2 separate regions of the Mus musculus genome follow, and region 1 is linked to region 2. The links are chromatin loops, found by intact Hi-C in ENCODE. Cell type or tissue: heart. All regions are shown on one strand. Each heading gives the region's core, and the rest is flanking DNA. Links, peaks and the distances in the headings are about the cores only. Region 1 holds the start of Pgm5 (phosphoglucomutase 5). Region 2 overlaps Pgm5 (phosphoglucomutase 5).

Evidence for each region. Hi-C counts contacts between places; a loop is a spot of excess contacts. Peaks named below come from ENCODE experiments on the same cell type or tissue, not always from the same donor. Only the 100,000 strongest peaks of a DNase experiment are listed, where the experiment ranks them.
Region 1: it touches region 2 in a loop (4-fold over the local background); 2 of 42 quality-filtered maps call a loop at or near these places.

What each region holds. Positions count from the first base shown.
Region 1 is chr19:24,857,069-24,865,402 of GRCm38, reverse strand. Pgm5 (phosphoglucomutase 5) reads left to right here and starts at 3,561. Exons shown (of 11, transcript NM_175013.2): 1 at 3,561-3,874. The coding sequence starts at 3,614. Gm52405 (a long non-coding RNA gene) reads left to right here and starts at 6,557. Exons shown (of 2, transcript XR_003952934.1): 1 at 6,557-7,067; 2 at 7,228-8,334. In heart, for the core only: a CTCF peak has its summit at 3,428; DNase peaks (open chromatin) are centred at 3,072 and 3,532; H3K4me3 peaks cover 2,885 bases; H3K27ac peaks cover 3,225 bases; H3K27me3 peaks cover 540 bases.
Region 2 is chr19:24,793,791-24,802,124 of GRCm38, reverse strand. All of the region lies in intron 6 of Pgm5 (phosphoglucomutase 5), which reads left to right. Among named protein-coding and RNA genes, the nearest start is that of Gm52405, 61 kb to the left of the region's middle. In heart, for the core only: no CTCF peak of the experiment used is centred there; a DNase peak (open chromatin) is centred at 4,254; H3K27ac peaks cover 3,139 bases.

The DNA.
Region 1 (8,334 bases), core at 305-8,304, 63 kb before region 2:
GCCTATGGGGATTCCAGTGGAACCCACATCTTCCTCTAGACCTTTACAACGAGGACACAGCATGATAAGAACTAGAAAGCCGAGCTCCATACATGCACCTTGCAAATGCTGGCATGCTGCTCTCAGTGTGCTTATTACATACACTCCTGGCTTTATCTCTCCATCCACAACTACCCGTGCAGCCTGAATGAGCCAGTCAGGCTCAGATGTTCAGTTTCTGTGTCTTTTGAGCACACACACCTATCTCTTAGGGTTGGTGGTCTTATTTAAATAGTTGGTGCAGTGCCTGGCTTGCTGGTCTTAGTATTATAAAGTGAGTCTGATCACTGTTGCCATCATTATCATTACTTAGACATTATTACTAAAAGAATAGTGACTAACTCAATTGTTACATTGCTATAAGAGAGTCTTTTTAAAAAATTTTTAAAAAATTTTTTGTTAGATATTTTCTTTATTTACATTTCAAATGTTACCCCCTTTCCTAGTTTCCCCTCTGAAAATCCCCTATCCTCTCCCCCCTCCCCCTGCTCCCCAACCCACCTACTCCCAATTCCTGGCCTTGGCATTCCCCTATGCTGGGGCATAGAGCCTTCACAGGACCAAGGGCCTCTCCTCCCATTGATGACCGACTAGGTCATCCTCTGTACATATATAGCTAGAGCCATGAGTCCCTCCATGTGTTTTCTTTGATTGGTGGTTTAGTCCCAGGGAGCTTTGGGGGTATTGGTTAGTTCATATTGTTGTTCCTCTTATGGGGCTGCAAACCCCTTCAGCTCCTTGGGTCCTTTCTCTAGCTCCTTCTTGAGAGAAAGGGTCTTATTCTTTGTATCAAAGACTACTGATTTTGAGTGACCAAGTTTAACCTTTTAGCCTGGTATCAAGTACAATAATATAAATTAGAGAATTAATGGTAATGAAGAACAAGCATTTTTATTGACCCATATATGCTCTGTAAATAATAATGCATAAGAAGTTACCAGCTCAAAGTGTAAAAAGAAATTTTGGGTGTCAGCAAGATGGCTCAGCAGGTAAAGGTGCTTGCTGCCAAGACTGGATACCTAAGTTGGATCCCAGAACACACATGGTAGAAGAAGTGACTAGATTCTGGGAAGTTGACCTCTGACCTCCAAATGTACACTGTGGCCCACACACCTATGCACAAGAAAATACATAAACTCATAGGAATTTCTAAGAGAGATCCAGTTCTCTGGCAGTTTGATTTTGGAGGTAGCTACAAGATACCTAGACTTTTTAAGGGCCTGTCCATGAGTCTTTGGAGGCTAGCAGAAGTCAATGAGAAAAATTAACATAGGTGTTGATTTCCTATGCCTGTCTGCACTTGGCCCAATGTGAAAAGCATTTATTGTAAATTAATGGAGTTGTGAAAATTATGGCTTTGGGAAAGTAATTCAGTGATTCCCAAAGAGTGATTCCCTAAGGGCACTGATGTATTTCCCAGCGTCCTGGATAGAAACGTCAGAGACACGGAGTATGAACGTTCTAAAATTTCAGAAATAGTCTCATCAAAGTGCTTCATGTCCTGATCTAACGGAATCCGATCTTTTTCCAAACTGTTTCCAAGGGCTTCCAGTGAAGCCCTGCTTCCTGATCCTCCTGCCTCGGGCTGGGGTTATAAGCATGCAGAAACACACCTAGATTCTGTCAGCTCGACCTGCTGCCTTTCCTATAATCTGATAAGTTCCTAATTGGAATATGGATAAGATTAATATGTTAATGGTTCAAAAGAGAAGACAGAATGACGTCATTGGACGTGGCCCTGAGACATAAAGCAACCTGTGGAACACTCTTTGATCTGTGTTCATTGGTGTCTCAGATAAGGACCCCAAGGTTAAATAAGAGTTGGAATGCCAGAGTGAAGTTGAAGCAGGCTCTTTACCGCAGAGCCTCCAAGGTCTTCAATGCACGAACGTGCTCTATGGTCCTATAAGAATGGAATGGGGATGACGGCTTTCAACAGTTGCTTTATCCCAGGATCTCACTGGGGAAACACAGGTCTTGCTGAGTTTGGCGTATGCTTGGTGTAAAGATGGTGGTTGGTGCTGTCTCAGCAGCAAGGAGATACTGAAGAAGAAAGGCAACACAGGTGCTCCTGTTTCACACCAAGACTTCGGGGTGGTGCTAGTGACTCAGAGAAGGCAGAGAGGCATCCCTAGGTCAGAGAGCACCCCATTTCTCTTGACTCACCTTGTAAAGAAGCTGAGCTCAGCACAGGAGCATCCAGCCTGGAGACTAGGACTGGGTTCTTATCTCTGCCCACCTAGGACGGGGGATGAAGGACGTGCCAGCCTTGGTGCTTATGAAGCTGGCCTGCCTCCCTTTCCCTCCTTTCCCATTGCATTGAATCTTGGGAATTACTCTAGTCCCACACCTCCTGCGAAGCTTTCTCTGCTTTGTCCTCTGTCTCTCCACACACTGTAGATGGTTGGGTTCACAGCCGTGTGCCGAGCTCAGTCCCCACCCCCCCCTTTAATTCCCTCCCTTTTCACTCCTCTCTATATGAAGATTTTCCTGGTTTTGGATTTGAGGAGGATCAGAAAGAAAGGCTTCAGGCAAGGGGGCCAAGCACAGTAGGTGGCACCTCACCTTTGTTTCAGTTGGCTTCGTTCATTCATTCCTGGTGGACATTAAGTGCGTTTTAATCGCCTACCGAAAGTATTTTATCCAGAGTTCGGTAGCGTGGACAGATGCAGTGTGAGGGAAGCCGATTTCTAAGCAGATGTGTAGGAAGGACAAGCAGGAAAAGAATAAGAAAGTATGTGTTTGTTGCAGTTACAACAACAATGAAAACAAAACAAAACAAAACAAAACAAAACAAAACTCCCACCTGGAGAGATGCTACAAATGTAGATGCTGGGGTAGGTCCTGTGGACTAAAGGGGCCGACAGGGTATGATTCTGCACAACAAATGTTCCTGCTGAGTGTACACACACACACACACACACACACACACACACACACTCACACACACACTCACTGCCCAGCCTTCAGTTTCACCTCTGGCAGAGCCTAACAATTCTCAGCTCTCCTTTCCAGGGTTATTTTTGGCTAGGGCTGTTCTCTGATGGCAAAAGGTTTTAGCCCCCTCCCACCTCCCTCTCTGTCCTTACTAGGGAGAGAAACTTGCACTTGAGCTAAGCAGACTCAGGGTGTGGGGAGAGAGGGCTGTGGGCTAGGCCCCTGGCTAGCTCAGACTCCAGTGCCAGGCTGTCTTCTAGTGGAGAGTGGGCCTCTGGAGGAGCTGGAAGGCTGAGTCGGGGCACTGGACTCAAGAGTGTGGTGTGGCTGGGGACACAGGAGCTGGTCCTAGAGCTTGGCTTTGAGACACTCCCAAAGTCAGGCGAGCTGGGGAAAGGAATTGAGGACAGCTGGGCGATCCTCTGGAAAAGAGCTGGGCTGCAGAAAACTATCTGAAGGTGGAGGCAGACTCCACTCTGGGACGTTGAGGGGGACAATCCGAGAGTAGCGACGGGAGGGTGGAGAGGGGCGGGGAGGGCGCAAGGCGGAGCCGGGAGCAAGGCCAGACCGCGGGGGCCCGGGAGGGCGGCAGATCCCCGAGGCTCCCGCAGCCGCGGCAGGACCGGCCAGCGGCGCCATGGAGGGGAGCCCCATCCCAGTGCTGACGGTGCCCACGGCGCCCTATGAGGACCAGCGGCCGACCGGTGGCGGCGGGCTGCGACGGCCCACAGGGCTCTTCGAGGGCCAGCGCAACTACCTGCCCAACTTCATCCAGAGTGTGCTGTCGTCCATCGACCTGCGCGACCGTCAGGGTTGCACCATGGTGGTGGGCAGCGACGGCAGGTACTTCAGCAGGACGGCTACTGAGATCGTGGTGCAGATGGCTGCGGCCAATGGGGTGAGTGACTCTCACGCCCCGGTTTGCGGGGTCTCCACACCCTGGTCACCTCCCTGTGCTCTTTCCAGCTTCCCACCCGGGCGCACTGGCAGCCACTAGGCACAGTGGGACACTGGCCTTAGAGGAGCTGCTCTTCTCAAAGCCCCTGGGCTGGAAACTTAGGCTTCTCCGGCACCTGTTGTACTTTCTGCTGTATTCGTTCTGCATCCATTTTCCACTCCATCACAGCCTTGGGTGTCCCGTATTCCTCCAAGCGATTTATTGCCCACCTCCCTACACAGACTTTTTTCGAGTCTGCCAATATAATCTCACTCCGGTATTCTTTTATTCTATTTATTATTATTATTATTATTATTATTATTATTATTATTATTATTATTATTGCCGTAATCCTCTCTCTCCAAATCATAGCTGCCAAATTTTAACAATTATCTGCGTGGGCACACTCCAGTATTGAACCATGTGCTATTTGTCAAGACTGGGCCCCAACACTTCACTCTAGCCCAGTGGTCCTTTAGTGGTGACTTTGATTGGGACAGGAATGGTTTGGATGATTTTGGGGGCTTTGCAACCTTGGCTCTCAGTTCCCAGGAGGTCTCTAAAGGATGTAAGTGAGACTCGCAGCAGCATTCTTAACGCAATTCCTATCGCCCCTCCAAGATGCCTTCAGCATTGACCAGCCGGTCCTCTTCCTTCCCATCTGCATCCTCATTCTCTCTCCCTTCTAAGACCTCTGCAGTTTTTTTCTGCAACCTTGATTCTTAGACTTTGAGTTTCTTTCTGTCTGCTCCCTCTTCCCTACCCTACAGACAGAAGCACCCCCTTAAATGGTAAATCCATCCTGCTCTCCCCACCCCTGCTTAGCCCCAAATCTAGTTACCCAAACTTGTGACTAGCAAACTTTAGGGGGGGGTGGGTCTCTGAATTATCTGTAGGAAGTTTCCAAAAGTCATTTGAGCCTGGTGAACGCGATCAGATCCACACCCATGAAACTTTACCTGAGTGCAATCTCTTGCCGATGTCCATCTTTAAAAGTGAAAGCAGATAATTACCTGTCCTGTGGATTCTGGCCATTCCACCCCTCTCTCTCTGTTTTCATTTCTCCTTAGTGTTTCTTCATTAGGGCCGTCTATGCTTCATGTTCCCTACTGTGATTTTTCTCTTCTCAGCGTTTTAGGAATGGCATGGAGGAAAAGGTGTTTTGTGAGTTTTTTGTTATTGTTACTTTGTTTTTTAAGACCCCAAAAGCAATCACGGGAAATGGTCCCTGGAGTTTTAGAGCAGATTCCAGGCTGGTATTTATCTCTGGCTCTTCACCTGGGATTGATGAATGTTGGCTGGAGTTCTGTTGGTGAGAGATTGACAAATACTCTTTCCCTCTTGTCTGACAAAACTATTCCTGGGCATGATGGAGGATAATGAGCCCTGGGAGCGCTGTAACACCGCTCACCCTCCTCCACACTCCAGTTTGCCAGGCGGTGAGAGGAATGTAGCCTGCCCAGTATTTATTGTGGGTCAGAATAGTTATTGAAGATGACTGTTGATATTCATCTCAAGCAATGGCTTGGACCAGTCTCCTTTTCATTTTTTTTCTCACCTTCCGGGAGACCTGTTCTGGAGTGAATAGTCAGATGGTTGGCTCTAGAAAAAAAGTAGCTTGGCAGGACTAGAAAATAATGAGCAATATTGGTCCTTGTGTGATTGAAAATGGATGTGAACTCACTTGCCTTCTAACCTACAGGCTGCATGAGGCTGAGAGGGTTGATGGACCTGAGTTTCTAAAGCCTTTATAATAGATTCCTGACTGGACATTCATAACCAGGATACAAAAGTAGCAAGCTAGAATGTATTCCTCTCTGAACTGGAAAGTCTGATTATCAAGTGGCCTGCCATTCCTCTATCTGAAAAAACTTGGTTTTGATTGAAAAGTGACTGTGGTGGTTTGAATAAGAATGGCCCCCCATAGGCTAATACAGTTGAATACTTAGTCACCAGGGAGTAGAACTTTTTAAAAGGATTAGGAGGTGTGGCCTTATTGGAGGAATTGTGACCCTTAGGGGTGGGGGTGGGGTGGAGGTGGAGCTTTGAGGTTTCAAAGGCCCATGCCAGGCCCAGCCTCTCTCATCTGCTGCCTCTGGATCAGGATGTAGAGTTCTTACTACTTCTCCAGCGCCATGTCTGCCTGTGTACCTCCATGCTCCCGCCATGATGATAATGGACTCAGCCTCTGAAACTGTAAGCCAGCCCCCAGTTCAATCCTTTCTTTTATGAGAATGGCTGTGGCCATGATGTCTCTTCACAGCAATAGAATGCTGACTAAGATAATTAATTTTACAAGGAAGTTTTTTTTTTTTCTAAGATGTACTTGGTATTTGTTAATATAATTGCTGGAGGAGACAAGAATTATGAAATTTCTAAATGGTGAACATATTACATATATTTTACTAGTTTACAAACTTCAAGTTGACATATTTTACACTACTGTATAACTTGGAATTTGAACATTCTAGGACAAAATTAGGAGTATAGAGCCAGAAAGATGGCTCAGCAGGTAAAGTTCCTGCTTCCAGGCTTGATAATCTGAGTTTGGTTCCCAGAACTCATGTGGTAGGAGAGAACTGACTTTTGCAAGTTGTCCTCTGTCACATGTACATTGTGAGATGCATATATATATGTATGTATGCATGTGTATGCGCCCACATACATACACAATAAATAAGTGTAAAAAATTAAAAATTATGGTTGGAACAGTGCATGTCTGCACTCTTACAATACACACCACATCTGACACACATAAAGATAAATAAAATGAAGAATTTTATAATACATGAAAATTTATACCTTGCAGAAATGTCAAGACAGGATTTATTGACAGCCATAGTCTTGACTCTAAACATTTTATAATGTTTATGCCATTGTTTTGGGATTAAATGTTTTAAATTTTCTTAAGAGAAATAGCATTTGTCCATAAATTCTTCAGTATGGATCCCTTAATAAATAAGATTCTTCCCCTACGTAGTTATAACTCAACGGTTGGGTTCACTCAGTTGTTTTGAAATTCTTTTATGGGTGATTTACTCAAACCAAGTTCTCCTGATCAAGGAGTAAACATTGCATTCGGTAATGTTGGTTAAGTTTTAATCTGTACAACACTCTCCCGCTTGCCTGTCTGTGTGTGAGTCTGTCTGTGAAGGTGACTTGTCTGAGGAGAATCAGTGACTCTGTCTATGAAGGTGACTTGTCTGAGGAGAATCAGTGACTCTGTTTATGAAGGTGACTTGTCTGAGGAGAATCAGTGACTCTGTCTATGAAGGTGACTTGTCTGAGGAGAATCAGTGAATCTGTCTATGAAGGTGACTTGTCTGAGGAGAATCAGTGACTCTGTCTATGAAGGTGACTTGTCTGAGGAGAATCAGTGACTCTGTTTATGAAGGTGACTTGTCTGAGGAGAATCAGTGAATCTGTCTATGAAGGTGACTTGTCTGAGGAGAATCAGTGACTCTGTCTATGAAGGTGACTTGTCTGAGGAGAATCAGTGACTCTGTCTGTGAAGGTGACTTGTCTGAGGAGAATCAGTGACTCTGTCTGTGAAGGTGACTTGTCTGAGGAGAATCAGTGACTCTGTCTATGAAGGTGACTTGTCTGAGGAGAATCAGTGACTCTGTCTATGAAGGTGACTTGTCTGAGGAGAATCAGTGACTCTGTCTATGAAGGTGACTTGTCTGAGGAGAATCAGTGACTCTGTCTATGAAGGTGACTTGTCTGAGGAGAATCAGTGACTGTGTCTATGAAGGTGACTTGTCTGAGAATCAGTCCAGTTACCTTGCAGAATGTTTCTTCCAGGCTTTTCACATTTCCTTTAATGGCACCACTCAGCTCTTCATTCTACCCTGGTTTTCTTGTTGGAAATTAGTTCTGAAGACTTGGCTTAGCCCACTTGAGTTACTACTGTAACACAATGCCAGGGACTGGCTAGTGTATAAACCCCAGAACTCATTGCAAAGCAGCTCTAGAGGCTGCAGGCCCAAGGTCCAGGCTCTGGTTATTTTGGTGTCTGGTGAGGGCCCATTTTCTGGCTCACAGAATGGTGCTTTCTTACTGTAGCTTCACTAAGTGGGAGGGCCTAGCTAATTCTTCAGGACTTTAAATGTCAACCACAAGGACTCCATCCTCACCACCTAATCATTCCCAGAATGCCTTACCTCCAACCGTCACCTTAGGCTTTCAATGTATGAATTTTGTGGGACCGGAACATTCAGCCCGTTTGCAAAGTTCAGTGGATTCAGCTTTAACTTACTTTCTAGTGAGAGTATTTCAAAGCCTGATGTGGGGGGTACAAGCCTCTGATGCCAGCATTTGGGAGGCTGATGTCAACTTGGGCTACGAAGTGAGACTGTCTCAAGGAACCAAAACAAGAACAAACATAGTTAATTCAGTATATTCGTTTTTCCAGACATTCA
Region 2 (8,334 bases), core at 268-8,267:
AGCTAAAGGCTTTTAGTTCTAAGCACAGAGACTGTCATCCTGTGACATAGCAGTGAAGGAAAGCTGTATTACGCCTATTAAAACATCTAGAAGGAGCAACCCCAGGGGGACAGTTGATTCTCTGCTGATACGATGTCCTAGTGGACCCTGCTCCTCCATGCTCAGGTGTGGTCTTTCTCCAGGTGAGTTGTTCCTACAACAAAGTACCCGAGGCATCTAATGTTATAAAGACAAAAGGTTCGTTTAACTCGTAATTCTGGAGATTCAGAGGCACAGCAGAGGTCCCAGCAGTGCTGGTTATTACCTTGTCATAGGACCTGGTCTTATGTCACACTCAATTCCAAATGATGCATCTCCCGTGAACCTAAGTCTCAGGAACAATCATAGAAGACAGGGCAGAGAGACTGTAAGGACCAGGGTAATGTCTGTGTCCTCTGTATATGACAGGAAAGTTGCACCCATGAAATCTCAGCAACATGGATGCCTGAATAAGATCAGCATAATGACAATACCAGTGGACATGCCAATATGAACAGCAGAAATCTTATGCTGTCCCATCCCTAGATAAGTGCTACAGGAGGTCAGTGCCTCCTGATAAGGGGCAGATCAGTCTCCTTCAGGAGTAAGTTAGGACATAGGTTGTTTAACCCCTAGTGGTCAGCTCTGGACACATGTACACACACGCAAAGCTAAATGACTCAGAAGGTGATATATACATGGGCGCATAAGTACACAAGGCATATGTATGTACATGGAAAATTAATTACAAAAGAAATCCTGAACTTGAGAGAGGGGCTTGGGGAGGAGAGGGAATGGCAGGCATGAGGTAGATGCTGTGCTCATGTGTGAGGCTCTAAAACTATATTACAAACAAGCAAGAAGAATAAAAGCAGGAATTATAAAAAACACATTTTGTGAAGTTCTCAAAAAGTTAATAAAATATTATATAAGAAAAAAAAAGAATCCAGAAAAGAGAGAAACATTTCCGAAGCCCTCCTGTGAGGAGCTGGACCTGTGTTCTTCTGGGAAGTGGCATCTTGCTAAGTCCCAGTTCTGTCAAGAATACAACGAATTTAAATTACTTGCTCATCATTGAAGAATATTCTAGAATTATGGGCATTCCCCTCCAAACGCCGTCCCCTTTGATGTTCCTTGCTTATTGTGACAAATTCACTTACTCATCAACGGACGTTTATTGAATTCTCTCCTCTGCATGGTCTAGTTTGCTTTCTGTTGCTGTGGTAAACACCATGATCAACAGCAACTTAGGCAGGAAAGGGTTGATCTCCTTATAACTTCCAGGCCAGAGTCTATTACTCGTGGAAGTTAGGACGGGAACTCAGGACAGGACACTGGAAGTAGGAGCACAGTCAGAGGCAGTGAAGGAAGATTGCTTGCTGGCTTGTTTCCTCGGCTCATTCAACTCCATTCTTACACAGTCTAGTCCCACCTGCCAAGGTGTGGCACTCCCTACAGTGGGCTGCCCCTCACATCAATTATTAATCAAGCAAAGACACTGCAAAAGTCCCAGCCTGACACCATATTGCATGTGTGTGTGCATGTGTGTGTGTGTGTGTGTGTGTGTGTGTGTGTGTGTGTGTTGATGATGAGATGAGCCACTATGTCATGAAGAGATGGTAGAGAAAGAGGAGCAGAATGGTTTGTGCACTATGAAGAGAGGCTGAACTGGAGACCACAGGGTGGGGAGAAACAGCCTGATACGATTCGCCTGCACTGCCGCCTAAGGCTATGATATCCCTGCCTTGTGCTGCTGCTGAGGGGCGTGTCTGAGTCTGTGGCCCCTGCAGCAGTGGGGGATCTGTGTCAGTATCCATGGCCCGTGTTACCACCAAAGGCCATGTGGATGTTCCTGCTCTGGTCTGCTGCCTGGGGCCACATGTTGATGTTTGAGGGCTTCACAGAGCTGGCCCTGCCCCCTCACCAGCTACAGCATTTGGGAGAGCTGTCCCCACTCCTCACTGGTTATAGCATTGAGGCGAGCCGGTCTGCATCTTGCCTGGACAGCACAGTAGAGCTGGCTCTGATGGTATGGGCATTGGAGCTGGCCCTGAGGGCAAGGGGTGGTGGTGGTGGTAGTGGTGGTAGTGGTGGTGGTGGTGATGGTGGTGGTGGTAGTGATGGTGGTGGTGGTAGTGGTGGTGGTGGTGGTGGTGGTGGTGGTAGGGGTGGAGCTGGACCACTCCTTGTCAGGGAAGTGCTGGAGAGGTGGCCCTGATGGTGTGAGCACAAGAGAGCTGGTCCTGCTCTTTGCTGGCTGCAACAGGCAGAAGAGATGGCCCCGACCCTCAACCAGGCAAAGCAGGAGGGATGGCCTTGGTGGTGCAGGTCCAGGAGAGGTGGCAGGTTGAAAGACTCAGCTACCACCTAGGCCCAGATCCAGGGCTTTGAGTTGGCCCACCCCAGCATCTACTCCATCTATGATACGCTGGAGCATGTGAAGGGGCTGGCCCTGCAGATCCAAAGCTGCAGGATCTCTATGACACAGGCCAACAGGGTACCTGAGAGGAGCCCCAGGCAGAATCCAGTATTGATAGAGTAGCAGAAGTCAGAGGCCTCGAGCCAGACCAGTGACTCATTGCAGTGAACATTTACAAGTAAAGCTGGGCAAAGGAGTATATACTGTGTGACACACTGCAGCTTCCACAGAGAGAGAGTTTTAACTATTTTTATTTTAGGGTAGAGGTTGCAGGGGCAGAAGGCAGATATGGTGGTGATTGGTGTTCATGATACAAAATTTACAAAGAATTAATAAAAAAAAAAAAAAAGGAAAAGGAAATGCCCCTCAGGCCAATCTGATGGATGCCAGTCATCCCTCCCAGGTGTGTCAGGTTGACAAGATTAAGCCATCACACTTGGTCTGGGAGGGCAGCAAATAGGCTCAGATTTCTGACTTAGTGAGAGAGTGAGGTATTAGTGGCAACACATAGGATATAAGGCACTCCTTCTATACAGGCGACTCGTTAGTGGAGAAAAGTTGAGCTGAGGTGACCAGGACTTGGTACAACCGTCTTATCTTCTTTTACATTATGAGCATCGTCGTGGGAACCCAGGAAAAAAACACCTTAAAAATGGACCATGCCTTCTTTGCTTTTTATTTCGATTTGAGTAGAGTGCTCTGACTGCAGCAGTGGCCCCTGTGGTGGTGAGATGGGATGAGCTAGGTCAGGAAGAGAGAGTTCACTATGCATCAAACCACCCACTGGAGTGACAACATCCAAAAGTGCGGTGGCAAGAGCCCAGACTTCAGCTTCACATCGCTCCAAGGTTGAGCCTGAGACCCTTGTTACTCGTTATCAGGTAGATGCACCCCTACCTAAAGTTTCACCCCCACCTAACCTTTCACCCCACCTAACCTTTTACCCTACCTAACCTTTCACCCCACCTAACCTTTCACCCCACCTAACCTTTCTTTGCTTATTTTCTCATTTGTCAAACAAAAGTCAGCTTTATTGGGTTGTCATGAGCTCAAATGGGATTATTAATGTAGGTGCTTGCTGGCCGTGCAGGAGGCCCTGGATTCATCTCCATCACTTGCAGATGGGAGTCGTAAAGTAATGAGGTCCATATGGAATAAGAACTCAGTGAATACTATCTGGCATTTTTTTTAAAGGTTATTACTTATGTCCTTTGTCTTGTTATTTTCTCCCTCACTCAAGAATCCCATATTATTGAACCATTTATTGAAGACAATCCCATCTCTAAATCATAATCCTAACGTTATGACAACTGGAAGCAAACCTAAGCGCCATAGCCTTCACGGCTCTCGAGCTGAAAGCCGTGGTCCTTATATTTCTGGTCTGATTCTGGTACCTACCGTATACTAGATTCCCTGCCTTCTCCTACTGTTGGCTACTACCTGAAAGATGAAAGGGACATGGGTCAAGCATGCAAAATTCCCTCCTACTGGGCTTGATGGAAGCATCCTTTGTCAGCAGATCAATTTCTAGATCTTGGGGACCACACTTGAATGCCACCCTTCCTCCACCAAAACTGTTCAGTAATTTCGAGCCACCATGCACAGCTGCCCACAGCAGCCCCACCCATGAGACTGCCAGGCACTTTTCTTAGTCAAGTCCTCCTTTGTCTAGTTATAAATTATCTTTCATTTTAAGAAGAAGATTCCAGAATGTGGAGCTGCTGGGCATGAGGTTGGGGTATGCCGCCCGCTGCGATTTACACATGAACAATGAAGGTCAGGAAATCCAGTGGTGTGAGGTGCTTGCAGGAACAGAGAATGCTGCTGGGCTCATTGGGAAGAGAGTCACAGGCCGACAGGAAACATCTGCTTTAATCTGCTCCAACATCAACAGAATCGATGTGGCGGGAGCCTGTTGTTACTGTGCGGGTTCCACTTCTCCAGCCAGGGCTTGGCCGAGATCAGGGCTGTTTGGACAGGCAGCACCATATGGTCTCCTTTGTCAAAATGTGGATGTAACAAGCAGCAGTATTTGGGAATATCCTGCGGCTATTTTTCTATTTAGAGGGACTGTTTTCTTCTTCACCCTGCCAGCTATCTGTTTCCCTCGCTTCCCTTTTATGTTTTCTCTTTTTCCTTCTCGGTATATTTCCATCTTGGGTTTCCGTGCTTCTCATCCTGGGTTCTAACGCCACAGGAGCAATGAATGCAGTGAGTTTGTGCCCAGGAGTATCTCAGCATCTGGAATTGCCGTGGGAACTCACAGGCACACGACACAGCCATGAAACCATAGAGGTTGTCCACTGCACGTAGGACGTATCTGCCTCCTTTTGCCTTAAGAATCACTTGTGCTGGGGACATGGGGTAAATGTGACTGCCAACAAGCTCAGAGACCTGAGTTTGATCCCCGGGATCCACAGAGTGGAACAGGAAAACCAACTCCTGCCAATTGTCCTTTGATTTCCACATGTGGACCCCTACCCATATACACATGAACACAAAGTGAATCAAATATTATTTAACAAATGTAAAGGTGCTGGTGAGATGGCCTAAGTAGGTAAAGGTGTTTGGCAGGGAAACTCAGTCACATGAATGGGATCCTAAAACTCATGAAAGGTGGAAGGAGAGACCAAACTTCACAAAGTTGATTTCTCCTACCACACACACACACACACACACACACACACACACACACACACACACAGAGAGAGAGAGAGAGAGAGAGAGAGAGACAGAGACAGAGACAGACAGAGAGAGGGAGAGACCCACACATATATATCAGGTACACATAAACACACAGACAATAATAATAACTGAAACAATAATCGGTTATCTGGAATTAACTAATAATGTTTCTTTTTATCTTAGTTTTCATTACTTGAAAAAGTAGTATTGCTCCTGTGTGTATTATATATGTCTGTGTATTTTGCTTGTGCTTATGTGTGCATATACGTGTGCATGGAGGCCAGAGGTTGGTGTCTTCCTTAATCTGCTTTCCACAAGGCTGGGCCCTGTGCCCATAGGAGGGTAGGAGGGGATGGAGGAGGCTTGTTCTGAGAGGCAGCATCCTGGGAGACCCTGAAGCCTACGTTTGCGAGGAAAGCATCCAACAGAGCCTAAGTTTGCAAGTGAACTAAGAGATTAAGATTTGGACCTGGGGACACTTGACCTAAGCAGGGGACTCCAAACACCCCCTGAAGCCTGGGAGGGTCTCAGGAGGTGGGACAGCTGAACTGGTGGGCTTGGGAATGAACAGGGAACTATGGTCAGGACAGGGATCAACTTGGGTTAGACAGAGCCCTAATTCATCATTACATAAAATTTTCTTTATTTTTACCTCATAGCATTGTTGTTATGCACTTAGACTTTAATTTTTTGGTGTGTGTACATGTATGTGCTCTTGTGTGCATGTGTGCCTCCTTGCACATGTGTGTTATGTAATAATGTGTATAGGAGTGCAGCTATAAGTAGATCAGAAGATAGCTTTCAGGAGGTTATGTCTTCTGTCTTGTGTAAGGCAGGGTCTCTCTTGTTTCTGCCATTGTGCTGTAGACTCTAGACTATGTGGCTTGCAAACTTCTGAGAGATTTTCTTGCCTCTGCCTCCTATCTCACTGTAGGCATGCTGGTATTACAGATGCTCCAGCACCTTGGTTTTTTGACTCTTCGGAATCCCAACTGGGTAAATGTTTTTATTGACTAAGCCATTTCCCTAACCCTATTCCTTCAATTCTTGATCATAAGTGTGTTATAGCAGAAGGTATTTTAATGTAATGTACTGTGCCTTAATAATATGTATTGATTTGAATAATTTCTAGACATGGTATTTATGTCTCAATGTGCATATGTCATATACATACATTTTTGTTGAATTAAATTTATCCTCTTTCAGAAAATTCCATTTTCTAGGACTTAGAAATGAGTGTAGAAGAAACCAATATTGTTGTTGCTATTTTAATGGTACCATTAAAGGCAGCATGGCTGGTGTGTATTGAATGATGCCCAAGTCCTATGAGGTATAGTGCATTTGCTGCAGACCTGAGCTAAATTAGCCATGCCCAGGAAAATTGAGAAATAGAGAGGCTCCCCCATAAGTGTTATGCATGACTTTGTGCCATCTACAAGAAACTGGATCAGTGGGAGAAAAGTAAACTTTGGGTGAGGTCCTTTTAGCCAAAGAAGTCTATCTAAGAAGTCACGTGTGGTTCTGATGGTATCTATACCAGCACATAGGGAGATGGCATCTATACCAGCACATAGGGAGATGGCATCTATACCAGCATATGATGAGAGCTGCTGTATAAACAGCCCAACTCCCTTGCCCCTCATGAGGGAATCTCAAGATGGGCATTTCCTCTAGCTCCCAAAGGGCCCTCGTGGGATTAAGTTCTTGCCACCCCTGAAAAAAACTGGCCTGAGATCCTAACTTATATTAGTTTTTTCCCCCCTTTATCTGTTTATCTGTCTTCTCACTGGTTTTCTTACCAGCAGAATAAGCTATGTGTAGTTGAACCTCTGCAGGATTCAAGTCTCTCCCCAGAGAACTCAAAAAAAGGTTCCTTTTTTCTCATTGACTCTTGAGATGTTTTAAACCATGCCAAATCTCACCCTGCATATTGACCCAAGCTTGGCTTCTGTAAAGCAGGCAACGAAAACATTGAAACATCCCACAGTTACAATAGTTAACTTAGAAAGTGCTCGGCTCTGGGGAGTTATCTTGGACCTCTTTGAATAGGTAATCCCAAAGGGGCATTTCTACCTTTGATGGTCATGTATAACTTTATTATTTTATGAGATTAGCTGCTATGGAACTCTTTTATGGAAAGAGATTTAAGAAAGTCAACAAGATACACATCTGCCACGAGGGCAATTTTATCTTAAAAGTGGGATTTCCCTTCAGCCTAGAATGCTGACTGATTTTTTTTTCTTCTCTAATGGGGTTCAGCAGGTTGACAAGAAAGCCGGGATGAAAGACAGATGGAGGTGTGAAGATTGGCTAGCCCAGGTCCCATGAGTCTCCAGCCTTTGCTCAGCTCTTCGCCTGTTATAACTATCTCCTTCTAGCCAGACAGTGCCTGTCACTCGCAGCCTGTCACCAGGCACGGCTTCTTATCTCAGTCAGCAGAAATTCTTATGAAGTGGGTTTTCTTGTCAAAGCACCCAGAGACTTGCTGGGACTGGGTCTGGAGGCCCCTTCATTGATAGTGGGTTATACTTGGCTAATCTAGCAGAGAAGCCCTTCAGCCCACCCCCAAAAGAAGGTCGAAGGAGCCAGGGAAAACACTGGCTCTGGGCTTCCTGGGACTTGCGTCTCTCTTAGTAGGAAGCCTTGATCTGTGGCCCTGAATGAGCCACTTCATGCAATACTGTTCTCTTACCCCCTCCCCCATCAGATCAATATCTAGGACACAGAATAGGCCTTTCTAGCTTCAAAATGGACCCGAGATGCAAATTTAGTGCTGGGAATTGGTTCATTACACACCTAGTCTTGCCAGGAAACTTGCAAACACTTGGGATCAATACTTGCCCTGTAATGGGTCCTGACTAAGGCTGTGCATAGTCTTTCTCCCCGGTTGTCATGGAAGATCACCCTTCTATGCTGCAACCCAGAGGTCCCGGAATTTGATGGTATATACCAGAATGTAGGGAGAGCCAGGGAAGAGCTCTTAGTTCTGCTTCAGTTGGACTGTCTGCCCTGCTACTGGCTTCTCAGTTGGCTTTAGTTGTACCGTCTGTGGTATAGGAGCCTCTGATAGTATCTTCTCTCAGCTTGGTTTCACTTCACATGAGACATATCACTGCCAAAGTCCTCCCGAATGCCTCCAGGGAGCAGGGAACTTAACTCTCTGCCTTTGGTCTCTCTCTTTTGCTCTGTTTCAGTCCTGACAAAAGCCAGTT